Regions from separate parts of the Homo sapiens genome. Here region 1 is linked to region 2. A link is a loop called in an ENCODE intact Hi-C map of the cell type or tissue named here. Cell type or tissue: B cell. All regions are shown on one strand. Links, peaks and the distances in the headings refer to the core of each region. The heading gives the core; the rest is flanking DNA. Region 1 overlaps LOC101928354 (a long non-coding RNA gene). Region 2 holds the start of LOC102724463 (a long non-coding RNA gene).

Region 1 (15,517 bases), core at 6,298-10,297, 82 kb after region 2:
CCTCCGGGGCTCAAGCGATTCTCCTGCCTCAGCCTCCTGAGTAGCTGGGATTACAGGCACCTACCACCACACCCGGCTAATTTTTGTATTTTTAGTAGAGACAGGGTTCCACCATGTTGGCCAGGCTGGTCTCGAACTCCTGACCTCAGGTGATCTGCCCGCCTCGGCCTCCCAACGTGCTGGGATTACAGTCGTGAGCCACTGCGCCTGGCCCAGGTATTTCTTTATAGCAATGCAAAAACAGACTAATACAGAGGCCGTTAAGCTGCCTGCCACAGCTATGTAAATAGTGCTCACTACATGATATTATAGTGCATGTTATAGGGAGTCATGATTATATTTCTTTTCTATACAACTTTTTATTTTCTTTGGACCTAATATTTGCCTCTTTTTTTCTATTTGCTTGTGTTTTACATGTATCTATTATTAATTCATCCTTAAACCATCTGATACAGCTGACAATCTTAATTCCTAAACATGCCAACTATTCTTTTAGTTCCATCTCTCTTTTCTTGGCATCATTCCTCAAGAGCTCTCTGTCTTTCTTCTCCAATTTGGGTTTTGCCTTTTTGGGGTGCAGCATAGGTGTTTTCTTGTGGTTTCTCTTCACTACCATCCTGATTTTTTTCTCTCTCTCTTCTGTTTTAGACTCTCTGTTTCCAGGATCCCATGTCTTTGTTGTTGTTGTTGTTGTTGTTTATTCTCCCATTTAACCGACTCACATCAACATCTTTCTACCAGTTCTCCTGTTATCCTGGCCTCCTGTGTGATCTGTAACCCAAACACCTGGGTTTTTCCAGGAATCTTCAAGGAACAAGATCTTGTATTTGTGGCTTTGTCTGGGGCAGGTTTAAATTTCAACACTCCCTGGTCTGCTAACTCAGCCGCAATTCACCTCTCTTCCAGCTCTCAGCTTTTGTTGATATCAATTGTGTACTGTCATCTCTCAAAGTCTCTTTGGCCGTGTAGGCTTGAGCCGCTTTTTATATCTTGCTGATATTTTAGTGAGATTTCAGCAGGGAGAGAAGAATGGGTGTGTGGACACCTCTGTGCTGGGAACTGATTACTTGGCTTCCACACTTGGTTCAGCTCTTCCACTGAAGGCATGGGATTGTTTATTTTTCCCACAGATATTTTTGAAATATTCTAAAATGGAAGCTATTGCACTAACTGCCACTACATTATTTATTTTGTCATGTAGTAGGGTATCTGCTGAGATGGCCAGACCCCATTGCTCTATTTTTTTAATAGTATAATTTCTTTTTTGCTTTGCTTCAAAGACTCTAAATTATTTTAATAGGTTTATATATTTTTCTTTTCCTCTTGAATTAAGACAGAAGTAATTTTTCCAATGACTCTGTTATCTCAGTTTTGTATTAAACCTCTCCAGCTTCACTTAGTGGCTCCAGCAGGACAATCTAAGGTGTGTAATAGGAATGTCTCAGTCTCACTTGCCCACTCATACAAATGAAACCATGGTTATAAAAATACTCTTGCTGGCTGCAGAAAACTAAACTGCATCCAGGATTCTTTTCTCAATTTTTTTCCATGAATCCCTAGGGATATTAACATGTGTCCAGAAATCAGTTGTGGTCATTTATGACTTCACTGCTGGCTAAGCCAGGACCACACAGTAGTCCCATGCTGGAAATTTCTGCAGGGTTCACTCTGTAGTGAGAACATTGCTGGTACTGCTGGAGGTACCATTTTCCATGAAAACAGGCTCCTCCTCTCTCTGACACAGAGGAACTAGGCATCTCTAGCCTCAGCGTCAGTCACCCTTGCAGGTGACAGACAAGCTCCAGTGTTGGGTGCTTGGGAGTGGAGATTCTCAGGCTTTCTATGTTATGACTTGCCTCTTAACCCTGGCATGGCTGAGCTTTGGTCTTCCAGCTCAAACCCTAATAGATCTTCAGGGATGGGGTTCCCATCAAGCAGCAACCTCCACTCACTTGCAGTAGGTCTTTGTTAATCCATCCATGAGATATCTCCATGGTAAGAGGAAGGATATTCTCACCCAGCTTTACTGCCTGGACCCAGTGTAATCTGGCTCTATCAACTCAACATACTCTCACCACAGCATCCATCCTCCTTAAAACTTCCACCCTTTCCTGGGAATTCTCTCTCTCATTCATTAGGCATGCTTCTATATCCTAGAAACCCAAGGGGTATTAGAGTTCAATCCACCTTTTCCTCCATGAGCTCCTCAGTTCTTATGTGGATTTAAGTACAAATAGACTCAGGGGAGAATCCACCTTTCCTAGCCCTCTGTCCCAACTCTTCTGGCCAGCCATGTCTACTGCACAGTGTAACAGAATAGCTGAAGGGAAATTTTGTTTAAGACAGTAATCTCCAAAGTGAGTTTCACAAGTGGTATGGGAAGGAAAAAATATATAATTTCTATTTATTTATTTATTTATTTATTTATTCATTCATTCAGAGACAGAGTCTCATACCGTTGCCTGGGCTGGAGAGCAATGGCGCGATCTCGGCTCACTGCAACCTCCGCCTCCCGGGTTCAAGCGATTCTCCTGCCTCAGCCTCCCGAGTAGCTGGGATTACAGGTGTCTGCCACCACGCCTGGCTAATTTTTTTGTATTTTTAGTAGAGACAGGGTTTCACTATGTTGGCCAGGCTGGTCTCAAATTCCTGACCTCGCGATCGGCCTCCCAAAGTGTTGAGATTACAGGCGTGAGCCACTGCACCCAGCCAATTTCTATTTATTTTTTAATTGCATGCTTTAAAAAAATTTGCATTCATGTTTTACGTGCATGTGTAAACATTACAATCTATGGTCAAACATTTTTTCTGAGTGGAGTACAGTCTTGTAACAGTAGGTAATCCAGCAGTGTCCACAAGATGGACCTGTGGGGCCCCAGACACCCATTGTGTTCGTGTATTTAATAATTTCACTTGAAGGCTCACTGTTATAGTGTTTCTGTGTGGATATCAAGACTGCTTACTCGTTTTTACTTATCATTAGGGTGACGAAGGTTTTTGCTTTCCAGTCTCAGGAAATTCACACAATATTTGCCTACCAAGGCTTTTAGGTTCATAAAGCAACATTAAAATATAAAATAAATCGTATTGAACTTCTGGTATTACTACTGTTATTACCTAAATTTTGTCACCTGTGGTGAGATACATTTTCAATCTTTTTTCCACTTGTGAACCAAATGCTCCCTTTAGGTTTCTTTACAATTGCTATGTGGCTAATTGCTTTCAGCTACAGAAAGCCTAGATATGTATGGGTTTCTCTTTGAATTAGGCCTTCAAAAATTTGAAACAAAAAAAATTGACAAACGAATCTATTTACCACAGCAAACTGAACTGCATATATTCCTATTAAGGTCCATTTATGCATTGCTGGTAGACGTTGCTGACTTCCCAGACTTTGGGACTGGCTTATCCAGATGGACTCACGTGAGGCCACGTTGAAGAAGGGTAGCAAATCACTCAATGGCATAAACACTGAGCTGCAATATTCGTGTGGCAAGAGGGCATGTGTGGAGAGCATGGGCCGGGTCTGACTTGCTAGTTGCATAGTCTCTAAGGCCAGTGACTCAGGTGCCATAGAGCACTGCATCTGGGATTTATGCTGTCTCGAAGTCATGTGTTTCATTCCTTACTCCATATCCACGGCCATCGCCAGCCTCCAAGAGGACCCCTGGTGATCCCCACCTCCTGATTTTCATACCTGTATGGACTCTTCCCACATTGGACAAGGGGTGGTCTGTGTGACCAATAAAATATGGCAAAAATGATTGCATGTCACTTCCAAGATGAGGTTATGAAAGACACTGTAGCTTTTGTCTTGGTCACTTTCCTTCATTCTCTTTCTCTCTTGGATCATTTGATTCTGGGGAACTGAGATACCGTGTCATGAGCAGCCTTGTGGTAGGCCCTGTGCTAAGTGCTGGGTATACAGGGAGTGCACCATAATTGTGCCTGTGAATAGCCACTGCTCTCCAGCCTGGGCAACATAGTGAGACTCTGTCTCTAAAAATTTTTTTTTAAATTAAAAAAAATTTTTAAAAATAGAGAAAAAGGAGATGTTGACAAGATAAATAATGTGGGAAACTTAATAGGCAGAAGTATCTGAAATTCAACTAGAAGAAGGAACAGAACTTGTATTGATATTCTGGGGCCATACATAGCTCCAAGAAGAATTGCTGAGTAGAAAGATACCTGCTAGAGGAGTAAGTTGCTTTATGATCAACTCATGTATTCATTTTTTCATCCAATAATTTCTATTGAGTATCTGTTGTGCATTAATCACTGGGGTAAGTCAGAGGTAGCTCTAACCTTCATAAAGCTTAATTGTACAGAGAGAGAGAGAGATACTAATTGTACAAAGAGAATTAAATCGCTATTAAAAAATTATACTTAAATAAAAAGTTTCCTTTAAATACTGGGTATACAGAGTTAAGATACATTCCCATTTAAAAAAAAGTATTCAGTTTTTCAGAGGAGACAGCAATGTTCTCAAGCAGTGCAGTGCACCATAGTACGTGCAACAGCAGAAGAGTGCATAAATCTTCCCTGGAGCTTCAAGGAAACCATGCTTGTCTCAGCTTTGGTTCATTGAAGAATTGCCTTTTAAACTGGAGAGGAAAAAAAATAGATGCCTTGAGGCAAATGGGGAGGTGGAGAGGGGAAAGGAGTCTTTTCAGGCAGACAACTACAGATGTAAGGGCAGGAAATTGAGTTCTATATGAATTTAATGGGAAAAAAAAAGGAACTTAGAACTTTCTCTCATGGACCCCAATGGAAATATAAAAGATGTGTAAGAGAAAATGTCTGTCCTCTAAAATCTTATGCCTTCCCAAGATTTGAAGCCATAAGAGATCCCTTGAAACTCTGAGAATGCTTGAACCTGATGCTGTCCAATATGGCAGCCACTAGACCTATGTGGCTATTTGCTTCTTGAAATGTGGCTGGTTTGAATCAAATGTGCTGTTAAGTCTAAAATACCAAAATTTGGAGATGTCACAAAAAAGGTAAATTATCTCATTAATAATTTTGCATTGATTACACATTGAAATGATGTTTTTGGTATATTGAGTTACATAGAGCACATTGTTAAAATCTATTTTATCTCTTTCCTTTCAGTCTTCTCAAAGGGACTGCTACTAAGTTTAAAATGCTATCTGTGGTCTGCCTTGTGGCTGGCATTGTGTCCCTTGCGGACAGTGCTGGTTTATAAGCTGCTGTGGCAATGGCCCAAGAGAGCCTCTGGCACCAGCATTGTGGATGGGAAAGAAGGAAGAGGGCCCAGACATATTGAGAGGACCACAACCCATGTGCTTTCCTCGACACTCACTTGGTGCTGAGGGGGTCTAGTGTAGGGCCTGGGGAAAGCTGAGCTGGAGAAGAGGTGGTATTGGGTTCAGATTCAGAGATGGGTGCTGTGTGCAGGCAGCCCTCTGACATGGGTGCTGACACCCATTCCTGGTGACTGGTGCAAGATAATGCATTCACTCCACACCCTCCCACCACATCGGAAGCTTTTTAGTTCAGAATTCTTTGGAACATTTGCTTCCCTTTTGCTTCTAATATTATAGCATGGGTGGAAGAAAAGAGAAGGGGCTGTGCTCTTAGAAAGGGAAGGGATACTTGGCAATAGAGGAGAAGCCTATCTAATGTCTTTAGAGGAATTGAGTCTGGTTCTGGACACATTCCATTTGCTCTGCTGGAAGGTCTGAGAGTCTAACAAGTCTCTATCAGGCTGCATGATTTGGGGTCTTCATTGGGTATATGTTGGGGCAACCCATATCTTATTTTCTTGACTTGTAAAGGCTTGGAACTAGGCTTTATTGGGCTGAAAAAGGAAATAGGAATTTCCTGGGTCTAAAGACTTCATGTATTGACCCGTAATTGGAGGGACTGACCAGATCAATTGCTGGAGGTCATCTGAGTTGTTGACCAGGCTCTGAAATGGGGTGCTGATTCTATTTTAGTCTCTCTTACAAATTGCTGTGCGACCTTGCCAAAGATAGCAGCATCTCTCTGTCTTTATATCCTATTGGTTAATCAATTTCTGGATCTGAATAGCCAGGGTGCTCTGTAGATTTACTTTAAAACATTTTTTAAGTACACCATCAATAAGAACATCGTGCTTTTTTAGGTAGAAAGCACTTTGGAGGAGAATTATTGATTGTGTTCCAGGACCTCTGAGTGGAACTGTAGTATTAATAGAAGAGAACATTGCCCAATTCTGGGAATGTTGAAGCAGGTGGAAATGAACTGGGGGAACAGCATCTTCCGTGCCCCCTTCAGGTTACTCCAGACAGTTAAGGCATATGTAGTCTGAACTATCGCCACACAGCAGACCCAGGCTGGCTAGCCCTCCTAATCAAAGACTTCGTGTAGAGTTTTAGGGAATAACTTTGTTTTAGTTTGTTAGGTTGCCATAACAAAGTACCACAAATTGGGTGGCTTAAACAGCAGAAGTGTATTCTTGCATAGTTCTGGAGGCTGGAAGTCTGAGATCAGGGTGTTAGGAGGGTCGGTTTCTTCTGAGCGTTTTGAGCGTGACTCTATTTCATGTTTCTCTCCCTAGCTTTTGGTGGTTTGCTGGTAATCTTTGGCATTCCTTGGCTTGCAGGCTCATCATCTAGATCTCTGCCTTCATTTTCACATGATGTTCTCTCTGTGTGCATGTCTGTGTCTAAATTTCTCCTTATAAGGACACCAGTTGTATTGGATAAGAGCCCACTCTAAATCATTGTAACTTGATTACTTTTTGTTTCATGGTGGGCAGGTCTATGCAACCCTACTCCCAAAGTCCAAGGAAGCTAAGAGGCTAAAAAAAGAGGCTGACAAATCCAGTTTCTTAGAAAGAACTGGGACTTATGAACAGAAGCCATGTCTGGGTTTCAGGGGATGGCGAGACAAGATGGTGGACCGCTGCACCATTATCCCCCAGACCCAGGGCTTGTAGACCATAAAAAAAGGGGTGGTTCAGAACGGATTTGTGGGACAATTGAAGTATGATAACATCAAGGTTGTCTTACCTAAGGGCAAGATTTACAGTAAGTACCTAAGTTTACGCAGGAAACAATAGATGAACTGGAAATCTTAGAGACCTTCCTGGAACTGTGGTTAATCAGAATCCAACATGGCTGATTAGCATCCAAGATGGAGTCACTTAAACCTCCACACTTCTGTAAAGAACTTGTCTCCAATCATCTTACATTCTAAGGAACTGGGGATTAGGACTTCAATACATAAACAACATAAACTTGGGGGAAAAACAATTTGACCCATAACAAACTCCATTCAAGGAAAGTATTGATATCTTTTGCCTTATGTTATTTTTATATATACCAAGTGGGCCTATTGAGTAACCTCCCCTTGTTGATGGATCCATGTGAACTGGTGTTACTTTTCTATAACTGCTATGTTTGTTTTCTTTTAAACATCTTTTACTCTCTAGGTCCTCATTCCTTGAGCATATCCTACGCTGATTCCATAACTTTTCACTCATTTGGTTGTTATGATTCTGATCCATTCTTCCCTAAAGGGGAAAGAATAACAAAGAAGAGGCTTTGTTTCTAGTGGTATAGCTGGTATGATGGATACTGTACAGGACCCTCCCAAATCAAACAACTAAAATACTATTTCTTTAAAGATATAAACACCTTTTTCTTTTTTTTTTTTCGAGATGGAGTCTCGCTCTGTCGCCCAGGCTGGAGTGCAGTGGTGTGATCTCGGCCCCCACGCCTGGCTAATTTTTTGTATTTTTAGTACAGATGGGGTTTCACCATGTTAGCCAGGATGGTCTCGATCTCCTGACCTTGTGATCCACCTGCCGTGGCCTCCCAAAAGTGCTGGGATTACAGGTATAAGCCACAGCGCCAGGCCATAAACGCCTTTTTAAATACACTACTGAGCTGAAATGAAAGTAAGACACCATCAGAGTTTTTCTTTTCCAATACACTTTTTATTTTGGAATAATTTTAGATCTACAGAAAAGTTGCAAAGATAGCACAGAGTTCCAGTTTCAGTTTCCCCTAAGGTTATTATCTTACATTAAGATGACATATTTTTCAAAACCTCCGTATTGCACCTGTAATCCCAGTTACTCAGGAGGCTGGGGCAGGAGAATCGCTTGAACCCGGGAGGCAGAGGTGGCAGTGAGCTGAGTTGGTGCCATTCCACCCCAGCCTGGGTGACAGAGTAAGACTCCGTCTCAAAAAAACAAAGAACAAAAAACAAAAACAAAACCTCCATATTAACATTAGTACATCACTGTTAGCTCCAGACTTTCTACAGAGTTCACTCGTTTTCCCATTAGTGTCCAGAATCCATTCCAGGGTACTGTCCATGGTGTATTGAGTTGTTCTGTCCCATCAGTCTCCCTTGGCCTGGTCTATGCCAGTTCTTCAGTCTTTCATTGTCTTTCATGATCTGGACAGTTTTGAAGAGTCCTGGTCAGGTATTTTGCTGGATGTCCTTTAATGTGGATTTATCTGATATTTTTCTCAGGATTATAGCATTTTAAACAAAGTAAAAACGAGGACACTGTACCGAAGTTGGCTTTCTCCCAAGAGCTTGCTGCCAAACCTTGAAGACTTCAGTCCTTGAGCATTTGTTTTGATAGCCTCACAGGGCATCTGGGGCAGGACATCTAGATTTTCCAAGGTGAGGAATATAATAGAAAAACACAGCCCACCCCCCACTCCACCACCTCTGTGTCAAGCTGAGAGCGCAAGTCCCTGTTAGATTGATGGGAAATAAATTCCACCATTCAGAAAAGGACATTGAGAACACCTTTCTGCCGCAACCCTAGGAGCTAGGTAGAGGAAAAAGAGATTTTTCTGTGAGAATGTGTAACCATAAGCCGTGGTTACTTGTGAGCTTTCTGTCTGAATTCATACTACCTGTGTGGGCTGAAGACACTTCATGCAAAAAAGAAAAAAATAATAATTTAAAGAGATCCTGGGTTGGTATCACCACAAAGTATATTTAGTATTTTTTGGTGTGTGTGTGTGTGTGTGTGTGTGTGTGTGTGTATGTGTGTGTGCATGTGTGTGTTATCTCAAAATATAATGTCTAGAAATAACATATATATATATACACATACATATATATAACAGGTGGATTTTTTAAAAAAATTAATGATTAAACAGACTAACAAAATTTTGAGCCAGAAGATTGATCTAGACAAAGCATTCATTCTGGGGTCCTGTGAGACAAAGAGTTAGAAAAGACGAAAGAAAGATTAAAATAAAATAAGAATAGAATGAGATCTACCAGTCCCATCCAGTGGAATTTTCTCCAGTGATGGAAGTGCCTTAAAATAGCTGCATGTGGATAGTGGCTAGTATATTGGACATCTCAAGTTTAAATGTTGTCTAATCAGTGTTTCAGAAGGAAATAATTAGAATGCGAATAATAATAATAAGAAGAAGAAGAAGAAGAAGAAGAAGAAGAAGAAAATGGCTGAGAATTTTCCAGAGTTATGGTAAAACACCAATATTTTTTCTAGAACCTGCCCCCCTTCCAATCTAAGTAAGATAATAAGAAATGTACACTTTGGCCCACCATAGCCAAGCTGCAGAATATCAATGGACAAAAGATTTTTTTACAAAGCAGCCAGGGAGAAAAGCCAGATCATCCACTAAGGAATGGTGGTGAGGCTGATGGGTGCTTCTCATCAGGAACAGAGGAAACTGCTGCACTGGGGAATAATATCTTCAGTGTGCTCAGAGAAAATTTGTCCACTTACAATAATTTATCTTGCAAAACTCCAGTTTAAGAATGTGAATAAAATGAAGACTTTTACAGACAAAGCACAACTGGAAAAGCTTATCACAGAAAGACCATTGCCAAAGAAAATTCTGGAAGATGACTTTAGGCTGAAGGAAAATTATTCCAAGTGAAAAGTATGATATACAGGAAGAAATAGTGAGGCAAGATGCAGGTAAATCCAAATTAAAACTGCTTAAGCAATAAAAATGAAGTCTAGTTGGTGTAGGAAAAGAGGCTGAAGAAATTAAACTATTACAAAACATTAGCAGGTAATATGGGAGAGATTTGATCAGAGTTACACATATAAATATAGTCCTATTAAAAGGAAGAGTAGCACTAACGAATACACCAAAGCTTTTAACTTGCAAACAACCAGAGGCTAAAAATATAATTTAAAAAATTATAATAATTCAGAAGGGAAGAAGGGATATAGATGATTTGAACAGTTTAATTAGCAAGCTTGATCAACTGGACCTATATAGAACATGACACCCAGCTCTAGAAAAAATATCTGACTTTCAAAACACATGGAATATTAATGCAGATTGCCCCAGTGCTAGGACATAATGCTAGATTTCAAAAGATTGCAGTCTCAGACCACAAATGAAGTTAGAAATAGTAGATTAAATAAAATGTAGAAAACCCTCACTTATTTGGAAATTAAACATATATACACACACATAGCCACACATGCTTCCAAACAACTTAAGGGTCAAAAAATATTAATGAAAATTTAAAAATACTTGGAACCGAATGATATTTAACATATTGTAAATCAAAACTTGGGAACACAGTTAAGCCAGTCCTTAGAAAGTTAATGCCTACACTAGAAGAGCAGGAAGGACCAAAATGATTGAGCTAAGTATCAGACTTAAGAAGTAAGAGAAAGACAGCAGAATGAATCTACCAAAAAAGTAGGAAGGAAAGAACAGATATCTATTAATACAACCTGTGATGGTTATGACATTTTTTTTCATCCATTTAACCAATATTTATTGAGCACCCAGTACATAGTAGGAAAAGACAAAGTTCCTAACTCTCAAGCTTCTCTTCTCATGGGGGAACAGACAGTAAACAAAGAAACTGAATGAATGAACAAATAGCTTAATTTCAAGTAGTGAGAAGCACATTGAAGCTGAAGTAGGTACGGCAAAAAAAAGGAATAGAGTGATGAGAGGTGAGGAGTTGATGTGGCTATTATTTATTTATTTATTATTATTATTATTATTTTCCCTTCAACTTTTATTTTAACTTTTGGGATACATGTGCAAGATGTGCAGTTTTGTTACACGGGTAACCATGTATCACGGTGGTTTGCTGCACAGATCATCCCATCACCTAGGTATTAAGCCCAGCATCCATTAGCTATTCTTCCTGATGCTCTTCCTCTCCTTACCCAACCCCCTACCCACAGGCCCCAGTGTGTGTTGTTCCCCTCCAAGTGTCCATGTGTTTTCATCATTCAGTTCCCATTTATAAGTGAGAACATGTGTTGTTTGATTTTCTGTTCCTGCATTAATTTGCTGAGGATAACAGCTTCCAACTCCATCCATGTCTCTGCAAAGAACATGGTCTTGTTCTTTTTTATGGCTGCATAGTATTCCATGGTTTACATGTACCACAGTTTCTTTATCCAGTCTATCATTGATGGGCATTTCAGTTGATTCCATGTCTTTGGTATTGTGAATAATGCTGCAGTGAACATACACGTGCATATATCTTTATAACAGAATGATTTAATATTCCCTTAGATATATACCCAGTAATGGGATTGGTGGGCCAAATGGCATTTCTGCCTCTAGGTCTTTGAGGAATCGTCACACTGTCTTCCACAGTGGTTGAACTAATTTACACTTGGTAGTGGCTAGTTTAGACTTTAGGATGTCTTCCGAGGACAGGAACCCGTATAGCCATGAGGAAAGGTAAAAGGCCTGCATTCTAAATCATAGAGTGGTGATGGACTCCCTGCTGAATGCCTTCCTGCATGTGGCCATTCGTGGCTGGGCCAGGGCTATAGATGGGGATATTGCCAGTCTGGACAAAGAGATGAAGCTAGCAGATAATTTCCCTCCAGGACTTCAAGCCATTTGCCCAATTCCTTGCCATTCTTCAGACCCATGTCTTCATGTTGCCCTTGACTCTCCTGTTCTCGTGGCTGCCCTGCCAGCCTTCTTGCGAAGCCCTCCATGCTGTGACCATTGTCCCTCAACCTACTTCTGTCAGGCTTTGTCCTGTTCCCCTAGGAGCCTGGCGGGGTGCACAGAACACTAGGCTGGTGGTCACTGCAGCCCAGTTCTGAGCCTGGCTGAGTGACATTGGCTGAATTGCTCCCTGGGTCTCCTTTCTTCATCTGTGAAATGTGCGGGTGAGTACATGATCTCTAGGAACCCTTCCAGCTCTGTGGTCTCATGATGCTGGGAAATGTCAGTGTTAGGGATACCCAAAAATGCATCCACGTAGAAAAATGTGTATCCTTCCCAGGTCACTTTTACCATTTCAACACTTTTATATACCTTAGCCCAAAGAAATGGAGTTCTATCAACTTTTCAGGCAAAGTGAGGATGATAGGGAGGGGAAAGGTAATGTTGCCATTTGGGGAACTCAGTGGCCTCCAGAAGAGCAAAGAATCCAGGGTTTAATTGCAATTGGGAGGATCAGCAAAGAATTTATATACAAGGTGGAATTCAAGTAGGGTTTTGAAGGATGGATAGGACTTCAATAGGTAGGAAAAGGCCTTCCAGAATAAGAGACCAATATAAGCAATACCCAGAAATTAGGGAAGAGGATGGTGCATTCACCCTGTTTATATCATGTCTGGACAGGAGCAGGCAGCAGGCAGCAGGGAAATGTTATAAGTGTGTAGGGTTTGGTTGCTTGTAGAGTGTGTTATAGTGACAACCTCTCTTTCATGCCAGGTTTCTGCTATGTGCTTTATATACTTTCAGAAGCTTAATCCTCAAACCAATCTTTTGAGGCTAGGTCCTACTGGAATCCCCATTTTAGGGATGATGCAACTGAGGCTTAAGGACAATCCACAGTGATAGAGCTGGGATTCAAATGCAGGTCTAACTATAATTTATGCCAGGAGTAGGGGATTCAACAGGGCTGAGGTAAATGAAAAAGCCAAAAGTGTGAGCTGGGAATTTTGGAAAGGGAATCAGCAGATCTGAAATGCTGGGTCTGTGCTTGTGACGAGGGAAGTCGTGAGTCTGTTGACTTTGGTGGTTTAGTGCCTTTTTGGAGTGAAAAGTTCATAATGAAAGTTCTGCTTGACAGATGATAATGGCTCTAGAGGGAATCATGAGGGAAGACAAGTGTGTACTCTTCATTATCCTAAATGCAGTTTCTGGAGAAAGAAGAATGGCATGAGGTTTGTCATTCTGTCTCTTGGGGAGACATCCTGTGGTGTGTGCAGTAACGGGCTGATAAGCTGGCTCTCTGACAAACCACACACACACATACACACACTCATGCACACATGCACACCTTGATTTGTAGCATTTGTTGAGTTCATGGTGTACGTGGTCCTTCCATGGCTAATTTCAAGGTACCAGTGTGTGATGTCATGGATTTGGGAAGAGAGGCACACAACTAGCCCGAAAGCCTCTGCAAGCAGGGCTCAGCACACCCCTGGGGTTATATCACAGGGCAGACTTGCAGCCTGGGGCAGATGCTGAAAGGATGAGGAAATGCATTGCTCCTCCCTCCAATGTCCTCTTTTCTGACAGATGGTCCTCTTTTCCTCTGTGGAGGTATAAAAAAAGAGACAATGTGAGACTGCAAACAAGAACAAAGGTCTAAGAAATCAACCCCTTGGGGCCACTAAAGGTCCACCTCCTAATGCCTGCATGAGTACACTCAAGAAATAAGAGTTGAAATGAGTGAAAGCATGAACAAATGAACCTGCCTCTGAGAGGCTCCATTTCTCCCTTAATGTGTAGTTGAGCTGAGTCTGCTAATTTCCTTCCAGGGGCTAAGAGGCACATCCAGGAAACTCAGGCCAGGCAGTATGCTGCAGCAGTATAGAGAACAGTCTTGGAGAGGGGCCATCTGGTCTACCACTTATTAGCTGTGTGACCCCAGACAAGTCACCCACCAACTGTCAGCCTCAATGTCCTCACCTATGAAATGGAGGTAAAGTACCTACTTCACAAGGCTGGTGTGAGGCTCAATTATTATAAATAAAGTGCTTAGAACCATGCCAGGCACATAGTAAGTGTCAGATGAGTGTTTGTCATCATCATGATCACTATCATCTGTAATTATTGCTCTCAGTTGCTGGTTTTTCCTTTCTACGTAAATGGTAGCTATAATTAGCATGCACAAGTGACTATTTATTTTTACACTTTAGAAAGTACCCTAGGTTTAAAATACCATCTCAATTTGAATATTCCTCAGTATAACTCTTCCCTGCCTAGGGCTCAGAGTTGGCCATCATAGCCTGGCCATTCGATAAAATGCGATGCTCCACTCATTTGATAAAAACATTTGAGCAGGTGAAAGAGTGATTGATGTTTAGCAAGGAGCATTGAGTTCAGCAGCATTTAATAAATATGCAGGTATGTCCATTTCTTGTGGTAGTAGTGGGACTTGAGGGGATAATCTGGATAAATTAAATCTACCAATAATTCCCAGGCCTTATTTGGCTAGGGTCTTCACTATCATTCCTCATCTAGGCTTCACAGTTTTTTTTCTAACCTAGAGCTACAGATGGGTGTTTTAGTGGCTGGCTGGGTAGGGTCCTCCCCTCACCTGCTGTATTGTGTCCTGAGGTTTCTCCAATGAGCAGGAGGCAGCCTGGAGGTTCCCCTCCTGGGACAAACAGCCGGTGAGCAATCAAGAGTTAACTCCACTCTGAAGGAAACTGCCCCCCACCACCCCCCAACCTCCCCACCCCGCCCCCATCTCATTACCAAGATACCTGGAGAACATTCTCATTTAACAAGAACAGGTAGCTGGATCTCAGTCAGACTAGCCAAGGATTTCTGCCCATGACATCCAGAGGCCCCAGGGAAAGAAAGGGCCACTGTCCTGATTTAGATAGAGCCACATACAGCAAATCGATTTCATCCATGTTCACCATCTCTTCTGCCCTGATTTCCTACCTGCCACCCACCCTCATTGTTCTAGAAACACCTCTGGGTCGCCTCCATGGACAGAAATATGCCTAATGTGTTCTACAAGTATACTTTATATTCCCAGAGTCATAACATAGGAGAATCTAGATGTCCCTCAGAGTCATCCAGTTTTATTTGATGCCTGATTATTCCACACAAGACCCCTTATAGTGAGCACCCAGCCTCTGCCCCAATACATCCAGAAGGGGTGGGCTGGGGTGAGGCAGGTAGGTGGAATTACCTCTGCACTCCACCTCAAAGGCCTTGCAACGGGGCCCAAGCTTGTACTATTTGTTTATCAACAGAATATTTGTTAAACACCGACTTTGTGCCAGGCATGGTTTTAGGCACTGTGGGTTGCGATAATGAACAAGCCAGATAAAATGCTGGCCTTCATCAAGGTCACATTCTAGAGAGGGAGGCCATAAACAAGCAACAGATGAATATATGAAATGATTTCAGGTCATGAACCAGGGAAGAAAAAGAAAGGAGAAAAAAGGGGTAGAGAAAAATGGAAGTGGGAGATGGATTGGATGTGGTGCTGGTGGTAGGGTCTGAAACCTGGACAGAGGCATGTAGAGGGCGAAGAAGCAGGTCACATGATGACTGGATAAGCAGGAATAGCTGGTCCAAAGGCCTTGTGG
Region 2 (15,517 bases), core at 7,691-11,690:
CGTGATCCTATAGAGACACGTCATCCTCTTCATCTTCATCTGTCCTCTCACTGGGAAAAATAGCCCATGACATTTCACATTGTTTCCTGGCCCGATGTTTGACTCAGCAGTGCCTAAATGAGGCTTGCTTTCTTTTTTTAATTGTGTTTCCTTTTTAAAATGACCTAATCGGTGATTATCACTGTGGATATCTGAGAAGAATGGACAAAAATGAAGGTGAGAATGGTAAACGGCTTCCACAGGGGGAGAAAAAGGCCCCAGAGAGCGAAAATCATCAAAAACAAAGACTGGAGATATGGTTTAAAGAACTTCATCATTATTAATTTAGGAAGCTTAAAGAGGGCTGGCGACAAGGAAAGGGCGGTAAAAAAAAATCCTAATGATAAGCCTGCCAAGCATGTTGAAGGTTATCCAGGCCTCTGGGAGCCAGAATGATTGCAGCCCTTTACTTCCTTTGTTCTTCCACCGGGGCCGGTGGGCACTCCTTCTGTAGGAGGCAAGGATGGGGGATAGGAGGATATGGGTGAGCAGCACGACCCTGCAGGGCCCTGACCTGTCCCTGTGGGTTGTTGGCAGGGTTCTGAGAAGGCTCAGCAGTGCTAGGAAGTCTAATGGGGCTTCCTAATCAAATATGGAGACTGCTTCACAGCGAGCCTGGCAGTGGCATTGACCCATGAGAATGGAAGCCACCTATCATGCTAAGTCAGGGCACTGGCAGGCTCCTCTTGTGCCAGCCCTTGCCCAGTTAGTAGAGTTGCTGAGTTGGGATCATCTGGGGGTTTTAGAGAAGGGTAGGGACAGCTTGGGGAAGAAAGGTAGGTGGGAGAAGGACTTGGGGAGTGTATTTTGGTCAACCAGTAGGCAGTATTTCAATATCTTAACAGCTAGTCCAGTTGTCCCAATGTACAGCAGCTGGATTTCTGCCTTGGTAACTTCACCCCTGTAATTTGCACTGCTGTAGGGATCGAACCACAAAATAGAAATGGATCTCCTTGGCAAAACCATTCATCGGTTCTACTGGAGAGAGTTAATCAGGCATCATAGCTCACAGTTCTCCATAATGCATATTTCAGGGAACACCAAGGCTAGTCACCCTTGACTGCTGCGGTTTTTAAAAATGTGTATTTCCTTAGGGTGCTGCGTCCTTTTCTCCATGGAGCCCTCTTTGGTCCCTTTCCCTCTCGGGGCTCATGCTCTCCAGTCCTCATGCCGATCCTGTGTATTTTAATCAAAGGCAAGGAGTAGGTAGCTCGTGGGTTGTCATGAGGATGATAGGATGTGAAATGACCACTGTATTGTTTTCATCTCTCCAAGACAGCAGCCTGGTGTTGGGCATTGCCAGCTCATTAGAGGATGTCACTGAGAAATGCAAAATAGCCAACTCCACATTATCAACTCCTTCCAATTCCCTCAGCACAGAACATCAGAGCTGGAGCATGCTAATCTGATTTCATCACTTGGGCAGTGGAGGTTTTTATTGAGCTCACTCAGAGGTGGCTGCAGGGCTTAAAAAAAAAAAAAAAAAAAAATCCAGGCCTTTTTGGGTGGGCAGAGGAAGGATGTGTTTGCAGACAGCAGGTGTGTTTCCACCTATATATTACATCTAATATATAACCTGCCTTGTTCCAAGAATGGTTTAATGCTGTTCTCAAACTGACATGCTTCTGCTTAAACCCAAGATAGGTAACTCCTATATATTAAAGTTTTTAAGAGAGGAGAAATTTAGGGCTAACAATTCCCTACATAAAAGAATTCTTGACTTTAAACAAATAACCTATCTTTTGACTCTTCAATGTAAGTTAAATTTCCTGAATTTATAATAAAGGAAGAGACCCTTTTACTGGCACAGAGTGGGTTCAGAATTGCCCCACAGTTTCTCACCTTCTCCCCCAAAATATGCTGATTGCAGAGGACCCTGACTCTGCATCCCAGGAGTCAAGCAGCAAGTTCAGTGGGACCTGGAATTTCTTCAAAGTCACATCTTTTAACGTTCAAATGGTAAATCTTGCATGCTATTCCATCATCGATCTGTTTTTAATGTAAAATGATGTCTTTGATTTTTTAATATCAAAGGGGATCCCTTCTTCACCTCCCTACATTTTAGGTAAAGTTGATCCATCCCTTCCTTCCTTCCTTCCTTCCTTCTTTCTTTTTGAGACGGAATCTCACTCTGTTGCGAGGCTAGCCCAGGTTCAAGCGATTCCCCTGCCTCAGCCTCCCAAGTAGCTGGGACTGCAGGTGCCCACCACCATGCCCAGCTAATTTTTGTATTTTTAGTAGAGACAGGGTTTCACCATGTTAGCCAGGATGGTCTCGATCTCTCGACCTCGTGATCTGCCTGCATTGGCCTCCCAAAGTGCTGGAATTACAGGCGTGAGCCACCGCGCCCGGCCAACACTTCTTATGGAACTTTTAGTGCACCCTTTTTTTCATAGTCTCTGCCCATAGGTACTGGTTTCCTTCAGGAAACACCAGCTCACACTCATTTGTGCTGCCAATTCAGCGAAGAAGAAGGGGCCTGAAAGAGTCCTGGCCTCAGAGGGACCAGAGGCCTGAGGGCCTCAGAACTCCAGTTCCATGTTGTCTTGGTCTCCAAGATCCTGTCTGTTTTATCATTGTCTCCTCACTATTGGGCTTTGGAAACAGTCTGTTCAATTCCCAGCCCTACTGATGGAGAGAAAGAATCTGGAGACAGGAGTGGATATATATTGCCAGCTTTCAAAATTTTCCATTTGCTTTGAGTTTGAGTTGGGGTAAAACCACTCTCTTGAGTCCCAGTTTTTCTGTGTGTAAAATATAGCTCAGAAAATTCCATCCTTAGAGTGAAATCTAATATTATGAGGGCTATGTGTGTCTTAAAATGTATGAGTCCCCCTAAAGCCCCAGTGATGATCACTAAATACCACTTAAAGTAACCAAAGGTCCTTGAAGAAGTGGTAGATTCCAGTCTAGGACAGCAAATATGTAAGATGTGCCTAGAGAATCTTATAATCCCAAAATGCAAGCAGGCTTTTAAAGCACAATAGGCTGTGCCAAAAAGACTCAGGAACCAATTTGAAGAAGCTCATACTATCTAAAGACAGGACAATTTAGGCGTCAGTAAGATAATTACTGCAAATGATTACAACACATCCAATTCCTTTATACCTATGAGTTCATAAATGATTCTTAAAAAAACAAAGAATCTCATTGGTCACCTTTGGAGGAGTCTAGAAAACTGCCTCATTATTTTGATAACTGATAAATGAAAGAATTGAGCACTTACTTACATTTACCATATGAATTCCACCTCAGGAAAACCAAGTAATTGATTAGGAAGTTTTTCTTTATATAAGTGTGCCAGCTAACAAATAAAAAGTAAATGACAGAAATAGAATATAACATTTTGCAACCCCAAATGAGTAAATGGATCCAGCCCTGGGGTTCTCAGCTTAGCACGGGTCACATTTTGGGTAAGATCATCCTTTTGTGGTGGGGGCTGTTCTGTGCTTTGCAGGACATTCAGCAGCATCCCTGGCCTCTACCCACTGGATTCCGGTAGCATCCAGCATCGCCAGACATTGCCACATGTTCCCTGGGACTGTAAAATCACCTTTGGTTGAGACACTGCCATAGGTGATCATCACCAATGGCGGCTAATCACAAAACGAGGGACAACCAGACTTTATGTCACTCCTGATGGGAGTATATACGACCACCTTTGAAGTTTTTGCCAAAAAAACACAACCAAAAAACCCTAAAAAAAAAAAAAAAACTGATCTGAACTAAGCCTCTATATCTAATTTCATTTTACAGGACAAGAAATATGAGGCACACACGTGTGTGCACACACATGCACACACACAAGGCAACCAGCACTGCAGGAATGCAATCAGCAAAATCCAGACTGTGTCAAATGCTAAGGGCAAATGACATGGTTTATTGAACAAAAATTGCAAGGAAGAAGCAATGATGGGGGCAAGCTATAAATTAAAAGAGTCTTATAATAAGGGGCATAACAACAAATTGCACGGTGTGGCACCTCAATAGGATCCCAATTTAAACAAATTGTTAAAAAATTCTAAGATTCATGAGGAAAGGTAAACTTTGACAGGATATTTGGTGATATTGAGGAATTATTTTTTAAAGATGTTAGTATGGTATTGTGGCTATGTGTTTAAAAAGTCCTCATTCCTTTAGAGACATAGCTGGATAATTATAGATGAAATGATGCGATACCTGGGATTTGCTTTAACATGATCCAGAAAGGTGGTGCACAGATGCACTAAGATTGGTCATGTATTGATAATTAATGAAGGTGGGTGATGGGTCTATCAGGTTCATTGTGCTATTATCGACTTAAACAATGTTGTATTTTTTTTCTTTCTAATTTGGTCTGGAGGTCTCTCTCTGGAGAGTAGTTATTTGGTTGTAGATGTTTACAATGTGCCTTTCACAAGGTACTTCTTTATCCTGGTGGACGGCCTCATGCCTGAGTGTCTCCACCTGTGACCAGGTGTCCCTCTCACAGGAAACTCACTTATACTTGTGCTCTCGTCTGACCTGTGTCTAGCTTATTCCTACTAAGATAGCCACGCTCTAGGAGAGCCCTGAATGGGAAAGAAGTTAGTTAGGTTTGAGTGTGTCAGTCAGGTAAGACCCAGAGGAGGCAAAAGAAAATGCATGAAATAACTGAAGCAGTGTATTATTTACAGATCCTGGAGAGAACAAGACAGCAACCTCAGGGCGAATGGGAAGAGGAGAGCTGTCTGGGACATATGTGCTCGACCAGTGGGTTGGAGACTGGGGAAGGGACTTGTGGGCCAGAGCCTTTGTTGGGATCCAGGGAATTACCCAGATGGGTTTCCCTTGAGGAGTTGTCATTGGTGGATTTAGAGCAAGCAGGCAGGAGTCCCACCAGCTAACGTTATGACTGAGAAGTGGTCGTTGAGTCATATCTGCATAGTCCGCCTGGGGTGCGGGGTCAGGGTGAGTCAAGTGGGCTGTGTCTATATGTCCCATAGGAAGTTGGCTGCCAGGAGGCAGTTGTGTAAGGCAGATACGTGGATTCATCACATTGAGGAACTGGGAGGAGGCAGAGAACTGGAAACTGTTTCACATGCTTCTGGTATGAGAAAGTCCAACTTATATTTAAAATGGATGATGAAACATAATATCTATATATATTTTTCTGAGATGGAGTTTCACTCTTGTTGCCCAGGCTGGAGTGCAATGGCACGATCTCTGCTCACTGCAACCTCCGCCTCCCAGGTTCAAGCGATTTTCCTGCCTCAGCCTCCCGAGTAGCTGGGATTACAGGCATGCGCCACCACACCCGGATAATTTTGTATTTTTTTCTTTTTTAGTAGAGACAGGGTTTCTCCATATTGGGCAGGCTGGTCTTGAACTCCCGACCTCAGGTGATCTGCCCGCCTTGGCCTCCCAAAGCGCTGGGATTACAGGCCACCGCACCCGGCCCCATAAATTTGTAAGACCTTGCTACACTTGTGTTTGACTATTTTCATAATGAAAAGTTAGAAATAAGAATGCACTCTCAGAGAAAGTCCCAACATTAAGAGAAGGTTGTGTTTAGTCCATCCCCTCGGCTTTGCCCCATGGGGACCCACCTGAACACACGCTAGCCAATGTGGGTTCTGTTTTCTGCCCTGGAGCCTGTCTGTAACAGGAAGCTCAGGAGTGAGTAGAGATGAATAGAAGGGTCAGGCCCTGTCCTCATGTTAATTAGCTATTCATCGTAAGGAATGGATTAACTGATTCATGATTTTCATAAATTTATTGGCCCTCCAGTTAATGAAGATCCTAATGCAGTATCTTTTGGCATACATCATTCCTTTGCGGGACTGGCTTGTCCCTTTCGGCAGACTGCCGAGCTTGGCTATGCAGAGAATGACAGCTGCTCACATTTTGGGCTTGAGGGAACTGGTGTGTCCTGTACAGAAGGTGGAAGGAGGCGGGAAACCTGGAGAAACAGGCTGGAAAGGGTAAAAATGTCCCAGTGAATTAATAATGCATGTGCACTTCCAGCACGCAGGCTGGCACTGAGAGGCTTGCTGTTTTCTGTCGACATCTGCACATCAGGATAATGGTTTTGAAGGGTTAACCTAGGGCTACTCTGTCTCTCCTTCCAGCTCCATCATTCTCCTTTTGCCAGCCCCTCCCTCCCCCAAAGCAGCCAGGCCATCTAATGCTTGTTGCCTCAGGGGACGGATGTGGTAGGAGGGAAAGCAAATAGCCTGGGTGCCTTTTGCTGACTTACACGTGTTTCAAAGGACTGCGCCCTTAGGGAGAAATGTCAGAGGATGAGATTGGCTCCCTACACCCGTCCTCATCCTCAAATCTAGATGAGGTTTCCCTGGGGTTAAGAAAGAAGGAAAGACAGTGGGTAAAGCATGATCTTATGGAGAGAGTAGCCTGCATTCTACTTCCTGGAGCTGGCTGCAGAGTCAGACCAGGATGGGGGCGGGGGGCCTCAGCAGACATTGCAGAAACTCCCAAGCCCCAGTGTGGCACAGGCCAGGCCAGGACGATTCCCCCCGCCCTCCACTCATCTGTGCTTAGACTGGTCAGGAGAGCCAGTGGGCCAGGAAGGCAGACAGAGGCAAAGGATGTCTCAGGGGACCTGTGGGCCAAAGGCTGCCTCAGCAGCCACCTGCACAGGCAGGTGGCAGCAAGAACCAGGTGACAGCCCCTTTGACATTGCACTAGGCTGCACTAGGCCCCCCAAGGCCGAGATGCATAGCCATTACATCAAAAACATCCCAGTGGAAGAGAGCAACAGTAGGTAGTTGTACATGATCTCATATACGTACTATCACTCAAGACAAAAACAAAACAAAAAACCACCGAAACCTCAAACCAAAATATACCAAAATATACAAACAGAAAAACCACTCTCTTCCTAAGTAAAAAAACAGACATTCTTTAGCATCCAAATGAACTCAGAAAATTAGAGAAATACAGAATAACACAAAGAAGAAAATGAAATCTACCTATCAGTTTATCAAATATATATCATTTTAATATTTTTATGCCTGTATTGTATAGATGAAAAAAATTGAACTCATACTGTATATGCCTTTTGTATCTTGTTTTATTCACTTAAACAGTGAACATTTTCCTCTTCTATTAAATACGCTTCTCTAAAACACTTTTAAAATTTAGCCAATACCTTGTATTGGTGTTTTAGGTTGTCCCAAGTTTTGTTATGTACATTATGTTTTTATGACAAATAACCCTTGGACATAAATGATTTTGCACATCTCTGTGTTTTTAAGCCATTAAATATAGTCATGTACCATGTAATGATGTGGCAGTTAATGATGGACTGCATATATGATGGTGGTACCATAAAATTATAATACAATATTTTTACTGTACCTTTTCTATGTTTATTTTTTTAATTTATTATTATTATTTTTTGAGACAGAGTCTTGCTCTGTTGCCCAGGCTGGAGTCCAGTGGCGTGATCTCTGCTCACTGCAACCTCCAGCTCCTGGGTTCAAGCAATTCTCATGCCTCAGCCTCCCGAGTAACTGAGATTTTACAATCATGTGCTACCATGCCCAGCTAATTTTTGTGTTTTTAGTAGAGACCGGGTTTTGCCATGTTGGTCAGGCTGGTCTCAAACTCCTGGCCTCAGGTGATCCGCCTGCCTCAGCCTCCCAAAGTGCTGGGATTACAGGTGTGAGCCACTGCACCTAGCCCTTTTCTATGTTTAGGTATATTTAGGTACACAAATCCTTACCATTGTGTTATAGTTGCCTACAGTATTGAGTACAGTACCATGCTGTGTAGGTTTGTAGCCTAGGATCAATAGACTACACCTTCTAGCCTAGTAGGCTACACCATCTAGGTTTGTGTAAGCTACTCTGTTGATGTTCGCACAACAATAAAATTGTCTAATAGTGCATTTCTCAGAATGTAGTCCTGTTAAGTGACCTGTGACTATATTTTTGAAAGAGTTGTTTATCCTTGTTATCTTCTGGTTGTTTTCCATTTACACTTCTCATTATCTCCTCAATACACAAACGCTGGTCCCCATCACTCTATAGTAATGGATTAGGAAGAGGATAGCATTGACCTCCAGGGTGCAAAGCCAGTGGTCTCTTCTTTGTATTAACTAATGCCCTGGCACTCTCCCTGAAACCCCTGCTCTTTTGACCTCAGGGATGCTATGATCACTTAATTTTCCTCATTCTCCCATGATTCCTCTTTTGCAGCCTCATTTGCTTGCTTATCTTTTTCACGTTCTCTTTAAACTGGCACAACCCAACATGCTCCCATCACCCCTCCTATTCTTCATCCTCTTCCCCCAAAAGGGTCCCCTATGCCTAATGTGCAGAAGACTGTCAGGCACTCCATGCGCTTCCAACAGCTCAAGGACTTACCCATTGCTTATTCTAGAGGCAACTCTGACCCAGGGTAACCCTGCACAAACCAGAGACTCATGCGGTCTAGTTTCAAAGGGAATGCTGAATTTAGGGAAACTGTCTAGCCTCCAAAGGAATTTAAAAATAACCCAAATCCTTTATTCCCATTTTCAAAGATCATCAAAAATGGAATCCAAATACAGAGTTCACAGCAAATGATTCTTCTCCTACTTTGTTCTCCATCCCAGCTTCCCCTGCCAATTATTCAGAGTCTCTTAACTCTTCAAATCCTAGAAAACGCTCTCATCCCTCTCCATCATTCCTTACTCTCATGACTTTCTTCTCCTGATTGCAGGGCTGTCACCATCTTGCACTGCCAGCTGTCCTCTCTGAAGGTTGAACTCCTAACAGAAGTTTCCTCATGTTTGTGGTAGCAGCACCTTGAGAAGTAGAGAAGACAAGAAGAAAAAAGGAGTCAGCACAGATGACAAGCTCTGCTTTTTAGTGTACATGGTCTTCCCCAGTATGCACATTCTTTTCCTATTCTTGACTTATCTCCCTTAACGATAAAATGGCCAAGTTAGAAACCCTAGACACTCTTATTCTCTTTTCTTTCTTTCTTTCTTTTCTTTCTTAAGAGACAGGGTCTCATTCTGTCACCCAGGCTGGAGTACAGTGGCACAACTGTAGGTAGCTCACTGCAGCCTGAAATTCCTAGGCTCAAGTGATTCTCCTGCCTCAGCGACTTCGGAGTGGCTGAGATTCCAAGCTTAAACCATTGTGTCCTGCACTTCTCACTTTCATGGCTGTTATCCTGGGGGTCATCAACTTTTCTAGATCTGATTACAGAAATGTCTCTTCTTTTTTCTTTATTGCTGCTGTTAAAGCTTTGATCCAGATCTTTCTCAAGTCTTAGTTATTTTAGAGTCTGTTAGCTGATTTTCCTGACATGCATCTCTCTCGGTCCTCTAATCTTCCATGTACACTGCTGCTGCTGCTGCTGTGAAGCAGATCTGGTCACCTCAGTCTCTTGGTTGACAATCTTGCATTGCTCCCCATTGCGTGCATATGGCTGAAAGTCCTTTCTTTGGCATCGACAGTCCTTCATATTGTCTTTCCTTCAGGATGTCCCTCTCATTACTCTTCTCCATGGTGCCGCAGCTCTCTCACATTGTCTGTTCACTGCTCCCCAATCCTCCCTTCACTTTCACTCTTTGACTTTCTGTTCATGATGTTTGTACTTCGTGGAACACCCTCCTGCCCTCTCTAGCTGGGTGACTCCTTCACGTTCTTCAAGGCCCAGCCTTGCTGCTTCCTCTTTCATGAAACCACCTCAGTGCTATTTTCCAGCTCAGGGGCTTTCCACTTTGTGCTCACAGGAATTTGTTTGTGCCTTTATGATGTCACTTATCACACTCTGTTTATCTTTCCTACTACATTGTAAGCTCAAAAGCAGGAGCATTATTCGTTTTGGAAAAATCTCCAGTACCCAATCTGTAGAAGTTGCTACATAAATGATGCCTTATTCACACGCAAACAAATTAGTGTTTATTCACCTTCAGCGTGCCTCTTCATCATATTATTGTGTGAAGCCTGAAAGAACCTCTGATTCTTGCTTGAAGGTGGAAGAATTTCACTCTAAACAGCAGCTAGGCTATCTGAATGAGGCAGCAGAGGAAATTTATTGGTGTAGAAAGAATGCAGTGGGGTCAGTGCTGCTGTGCAGCAGATCTTTAGCCAGCTGTAAACAAGCCTGCTATGTGTGAAAATAGAGACTTACAAAGCAGGTGTATTAGAGTACCGTTTTTCATCTTGTCAAAGGAATCATCTTTGCATTTGCTCCTCTTCTCTATTCTGTATCATAATCTGTAACACACAAGGGAATAGCCATTAGAAAATTCTGTCGATTTTCTCTCCTAAATCTCTAATTTGATGACTTTCCTCTATTTCTCCTGCCTATGCTCTCGCTGTTTTCTTTCCTCTTCTAGATTATTGCAACCTGTCTGACTAGCTTCAGGCTTCAGCTTCAATAGCACTTCCTTTCAAACCTTTTCTACCCTCCAAGACTGGGTTAGGTGACTTGCCTGCATGCTCCTATACCATAACTGCCTTTAAAAATTTTTCCTTATCTCTTATCAGACTCCAAGTTTCTTAGCATCCTGAGCTCATTCATCTTTTTACTTCCGTTGCCTGCACATAACAACTGCTCAGTAAATATTTATTGCATGAAGGAATTACAAAAGTATATATCCAAATATTTTGAACTCTTTTGTTTTTGCATGATATCTACTAATTGGAGCAAGACACATTTATATTTTGATGTGGAAAACCAGGCTGCTTAATGAAATGAATTTCACTGGCTTAGCAAGTAGGCGTTTTGTTTCCGCCTTTGTCTTTGACTTTTCAATACCAATTAAGATTTGCATAATGTAAACATGTATTGAGAGTTATGTCTTGGGGTGGGGCTAGGCACTTGCACATCCATTCTCTTTCTTCCCCATAGTTTTTCATCAGTTAATTGCAGATAGTAATTATATCTGTTAGCAAATAGTGCTGTAAAGAGTGACTTTTCATCTTGAAAGAATGTATGTGCTTCCCTAATCACCTGAGTTATTACTAGAATGTTATTTGTCCCCTAGGAGGACTAAGCCAGGTATTGCAGATGGTTTCCCAGTCCCTTAATGGAAACACATCTATCCACCCATCCATTCACAGCCTCAACATTCTCAGAAGAAATCCTCAAGTTTCACATTTTTAAAGAAATGAGGACAAGTGTTATATTTTTAAATACCTTTACAAGTCATTCTCAAAAGCGTTATCTCTTCCTTTCTACCTATGTGAGTGACTTCCAGCAATTTGATTTTGCTTTTAAATTGAACAGGAGGAATTTGTATGAATTCTGAGGGGGATATGAAGTAGCTTTTCAAAATTAAAAGTGAAAAAAAAAAAGACTCCATGAAAAATAGGACCAGAGACAAAACAGAATGTTTTAAGTGAGATTTGTATGCAGGAAAGTGAAAATCAAGTATTGATTCTCCTCTCATTTAGCTGCAGATGAAATCTCCTGGATTCTTGTACCCTCCAGAAAAGAGGGATGGGTTAAGATTCATGCCAGCAAGCCATTCCAGTTCTCCTTGCCTGGCAGCAGCATCCAAGCTAGGATTCCTGGAAGAGAAGTTTGCAGCCCCAGGAAACCAAGGCATTGACCTGGGCTGTCAGTGGCAGCTTAGGCGAGCTACGGAGAAATTACAGATGGAAAGAGGAAATGCTTGTCCTTCTTCCTTTGTCAAACCATGTAAAACAAACTGGAACAAGATGCTGTTCTGTTCTGTTCTGTTCTGAAGATGTGAGTGAGAAGCACTTGTGACAGAAGACATGAATTGAGTGAGATCTTAAAAGATTGCTCACAGGGCAGCGGAAGAGGAGAAGGGAGCTGGAGTCCAATCCTCAAAAGGAAGGAGGGATGAACCTGCATCTGTGATGAGAGAGGCTTGGAATGAGGCCACCAGGCACGTGAAGGGGAAGTTACAGGACTGCCTCTGAGTCGTTTGGCCTCAGGGGATCTTGGCAGCCCAAACATCATTCTCTGTGGTGAGAGATACTAGAAGACCACAAAGCAATGGGAACAGCGGGGCCATGTCAAGTACACCTCCTCCTTTTTGATAAGGTTATTTACTTGAGACCAGAGCTTATAGAGTGTGGACCCTAGAGAGTCTGGGGAGGGTTAAGCTCTGTGTGTTGAGGAGAAGAGAATACATTTTTGTGAGTGTCGGTGCGACGGGTGGAATTGTGTTTCTCCTCAATCCATATGTTGAAGTCCTAACCTCCAGAACCTCAGAATGTGACCTTATTTGGAGATAGGCTCTTTACAAAGGCAATTAAGTTAAAGTGAGATCATGAAGCTGGTCCCTAATCCAATATAACTAGTGCCCTTATTAGAAAAAAAAAAAAAAGCAAGTTTGGACAGAGAGAAACACACATAGACAGAACACAATGCGAATATGAAGATGGCCGCCTGCAAGCCGCAAAGAGAGGCCTGGAATACATTTTTCCCTCACAGCCCTCAGAGGGAAGCCACCGTGCCTAAACCTTGATCTTGGACTTCCAGCCTTCAGAACTGTGAGACAATACATTTCTGTTGTTTAAGCCATCACATCTATTGTACTTTGTTACAGCAGCCCTGGCAATTGAAGGTAGTTGGTGCTGGCAGCCTCTTCCTTCCATCAGAGGACACAGAAGAGAAGACAAGGATCTAGAGACTCTGTAAAGCAAAGATGGGTTTCTTCTGGTGCTGTACCTGGAAACCGCAACAGTATTTATAGAAGTGACACACTGGCTCAGACCTCAGCTGATCCAGTGATTTCTCTCATCTTAGCAAGCAATGTTCATTGGCCTACAGTAATCGTGCATTTGCTGCATGATCAGTTGTCAACTGGCCAGATAACCTACTAGGCACATGATTCTGTGCCCATCTGCAGGAAAACACCAGAGAGCTGGGCTGAGATGCAGTGAGTGAGAGCTGGGCTGAAAGTGTTCCTTGAGGTTTGCCTGAGTTTCTCTGAGCCTGCTCTCCTCAGTCCAACCACAGTCACTTCTGATTGTGAGGGTTGGAAAAATCCAAAGCTTGGGCTGAAAAGGTTGCCTAAGATGTGTTCTGTCTTTACTGAGCTGAGCAGAGCCTCTTCATTGGATTTCTATCCATTTGAAGAGAGCAAACCGTTAGAAGAGCTCAAATATTGATATTTCCTCTATCTCTAAGTGATTCCTTGAAAGTATCATTTTTCTTCCTTTCCTTTCCATTTCCTCCTAAAAGCATGTAAAAAATATGAATGCTAATTCGAATACAATTATCCTTATGATGGATCAGTTTACTGGATGTGCCAAATAGATGCTTATCATCAGAATGATCTGGCATCAGCATAATCAACTATTTGTAGGAAAAACATGAGAGAGAGGAAGACAGGTGAGCCAACACACCAGTTAGAATGTACACGTACACTGAATTTGGACACGCTCCATACTCTTCTTCACTCAGGTATCCATCAGAGTGCTCACCTTGTCAGTGGCTGTTGCTGTAAGTATGTGTCTTACATCCAGCGTCTTCTCTAGGTTTCAGATGCAATGAGGTGTTTCCAGGCTCTGCTACTCAGTTAAGTCCCACAATGCTGATAGGGCTATTGGAACAGTCAATCAAAGTAAAAGAAAAGAGAAAAAGTGATGGGAATCAGAAGCAAAGAGACATGCCCAAAGGCAAAGAGCTCTGTAGAGGTGGTGGATTTGGACTTGTGGCACGTTATTCAAATATCTTCTTCCCACGGGCCCCCCAAATTATTTGTACAAAAGACCTTTCGACCCATCAAGGAGAGGTCCCTGCAAGCTTTGCTCTTCTGAAAGACAGTGCAGCATGGTGCTTCACAGCATGAGCTTTGGAGTTAAGCCAACTTCAGTTGTAATCCTGGATCCACCATTTACTAGGTTTGTAAGTTATTTTTAACATCTTGGGTCTCAGTATTCTTAAGCTTAAACCTTAACCTTAACCTTCAAATGGTCGCAAACCCATCATCAATAAAATAGAAAAAATAAATTGTGGTGTGTTTCTATAATGGAATATTCTACAACTGTAAGGATTAATAATCTATAACTATACACAATCCACAGTACAACAGCACAATACAACTACTCACAAGAATATGGATGAATCTACAAGCATAATGTTGAGTGAAGGAAGCTGGATATGAAAGGGGAAGTTGTAAAATGGCATTTATTTAAAGTTGAAAGTTTGGGGAAACGACTTTATGTGATTAGACGTTGGGATAGTGCTTGCCCCTGAGGGGTGCGGCTGGATGGAGGCATGAGAGGCCTGGAGGTAGGTATTCTGTGTCTTGTTCTGGGTGATGGTTACTCGGGCCAGTTCAGAGTGTGAAATTCATTGAGTTTCATACTTAAAATATGTGTAACTTTCTGTATGTGTGGTATACTTTAATAAGATTTTTTAAAAAGTAGATCATTTTGGTGCCCAACTCATAGAGATGTGAGGATTAAATGAAATAATGAATGTATAATAAAACACCTAGTGATAGAAAATGCTTAATATATGTTAGGCACTTCTTCTTATTATTCTCATTACCCTGATGCAGGAATTGGTGACAAATATCATTTGTTTGCCAGCGACCTGTCTCATCTGAGTAAGCCTGTGACACTCTGGGGTTTTAAAATAGGACGGTAAGAGGCCACTTCCTTGTGAGAAGCAAACCCCTTTCATCCATTGGGTCTCATTCAGAGGCATATATTCTATGGGGAAAAGAATAAGGAAAACATTCAGCTCTGAGTACTCTGATTTGAGAAAAGATAGCTCTCTAAGTATTTTCTTCAGTTTGATTAAAAACAAAACAAAAACCCATCCTGTGTCTTCCTGAATGTGCAAAAATAACTTGGCAGAAAAAAGTAGGCTAGTTTCTGCTGTTCTTAAACTGGTTTACACTTCCTCTAGTTTCCTCCGTAGATGAAAATAGCAGTTTAATCTCTTGACAGATAAACGCCTTTCAAAGTACTAGCTCCATTTGGAGCTGTTGCTCTTCATTGTTGATTTTCTATAATACAGATGTTTTTGGCATAATGTATTATATTCTCCAGAATGTCCTCTGTCAGCTCCGTAAAGAAGACAAACAGCAGCCTAATCTTGAAAACAGGGCCTCTCTATGAACTAGCTGACATAAGCTCATTTGAGCTTCACCCCGCATAAGAATTTTAATAAACAAACCTCGCTGGTCAGCATATTGCTCTAGCATATTTAAACATACCACATGCTTTCAGCTCCTCTTCACAGTTCTGCAGCTTTTGCATGAAACGAGTTCTGGTTAACAGAATTTAATGAGTCTGAGCGGGGGGAAAAGTCTCTCCACATGCAATGATAAAGCCACGGTGGGACAGCGTTAAAACAGCAGGGCTGCAGCGGGAACCAAGGTTTGAGATTCGAGTCTCAGTGCTCGGAACTGCTGTTTCTCAACTGCGTTGGCATAAAGAACCCTGAGGAATCCAGTGTGAACTGTATTCCTGACCCACGGGACCTGCTCCATGTGTGTCTCTACCTAGTTCTCCTTTTCTCCTTTCTTTTACGTTTTGTGTTGGAACCTTATCTGTTTTTCTGG

What was found. Peaks named below come from ENCODE experiments on the same cell type or tissue, not always from the same donor. Only the 100,000 strongest peaks of a DNase experiment are listed, where the experiment ranks them.
Region 1: a loop joins it to region 2, with 5 times the contacts of the local background. A loop is called at or near these places in 1 of 110 quality-filtered maps.

Annotation. Positions count from the first base shown.
Region 1 is chr6:14,572,003-14,587,519 of GRCh38, reverse strand. It overlaps LOC101928354 (a long non-coding RNA gene), which reads left to right. Exons shown (of 4, transcript XR_241980.4): 4 at 1-1,216. Among named protein-coding and RNA genes, the nearest start is that of LINC01108, 290 kb to the right of the region's middle. In B cell, for the core only: no CTCF peak of the experiment used is centred there; a DNase peak (open chromatin) is centred at 7,939; H3K4me3 peaks cover 661 bases; H3K27ac peaks cover 1,232 bases.
Region 2 is chr6:14,655,501-14,671,017 of GRCh38, reverse strand. The region is part of intron 1 of LOC101928354 (a long non-coding RNA gene); the gene reads left to right. LOC102724463 (a long non-coding RNA gene) reads right to left here and starts at 11,867. Exons shown (of 3, transcript XR_926514.4): 1 at 9,168-11,867; 2 at 8,697-8,809; 3 at 5,755-5,972. RefSeq lists enhancers at 9,534-9,653, 9,744-9,823. In B cell, for the core only: no CTCF peak of the experiment used is centred there; DNase peaks (open chromatin) are centred at 8,937 and 9,667; H3K4me3 peaks cover 1,434 bases; H3K27ac peaks cover 4,000 bases.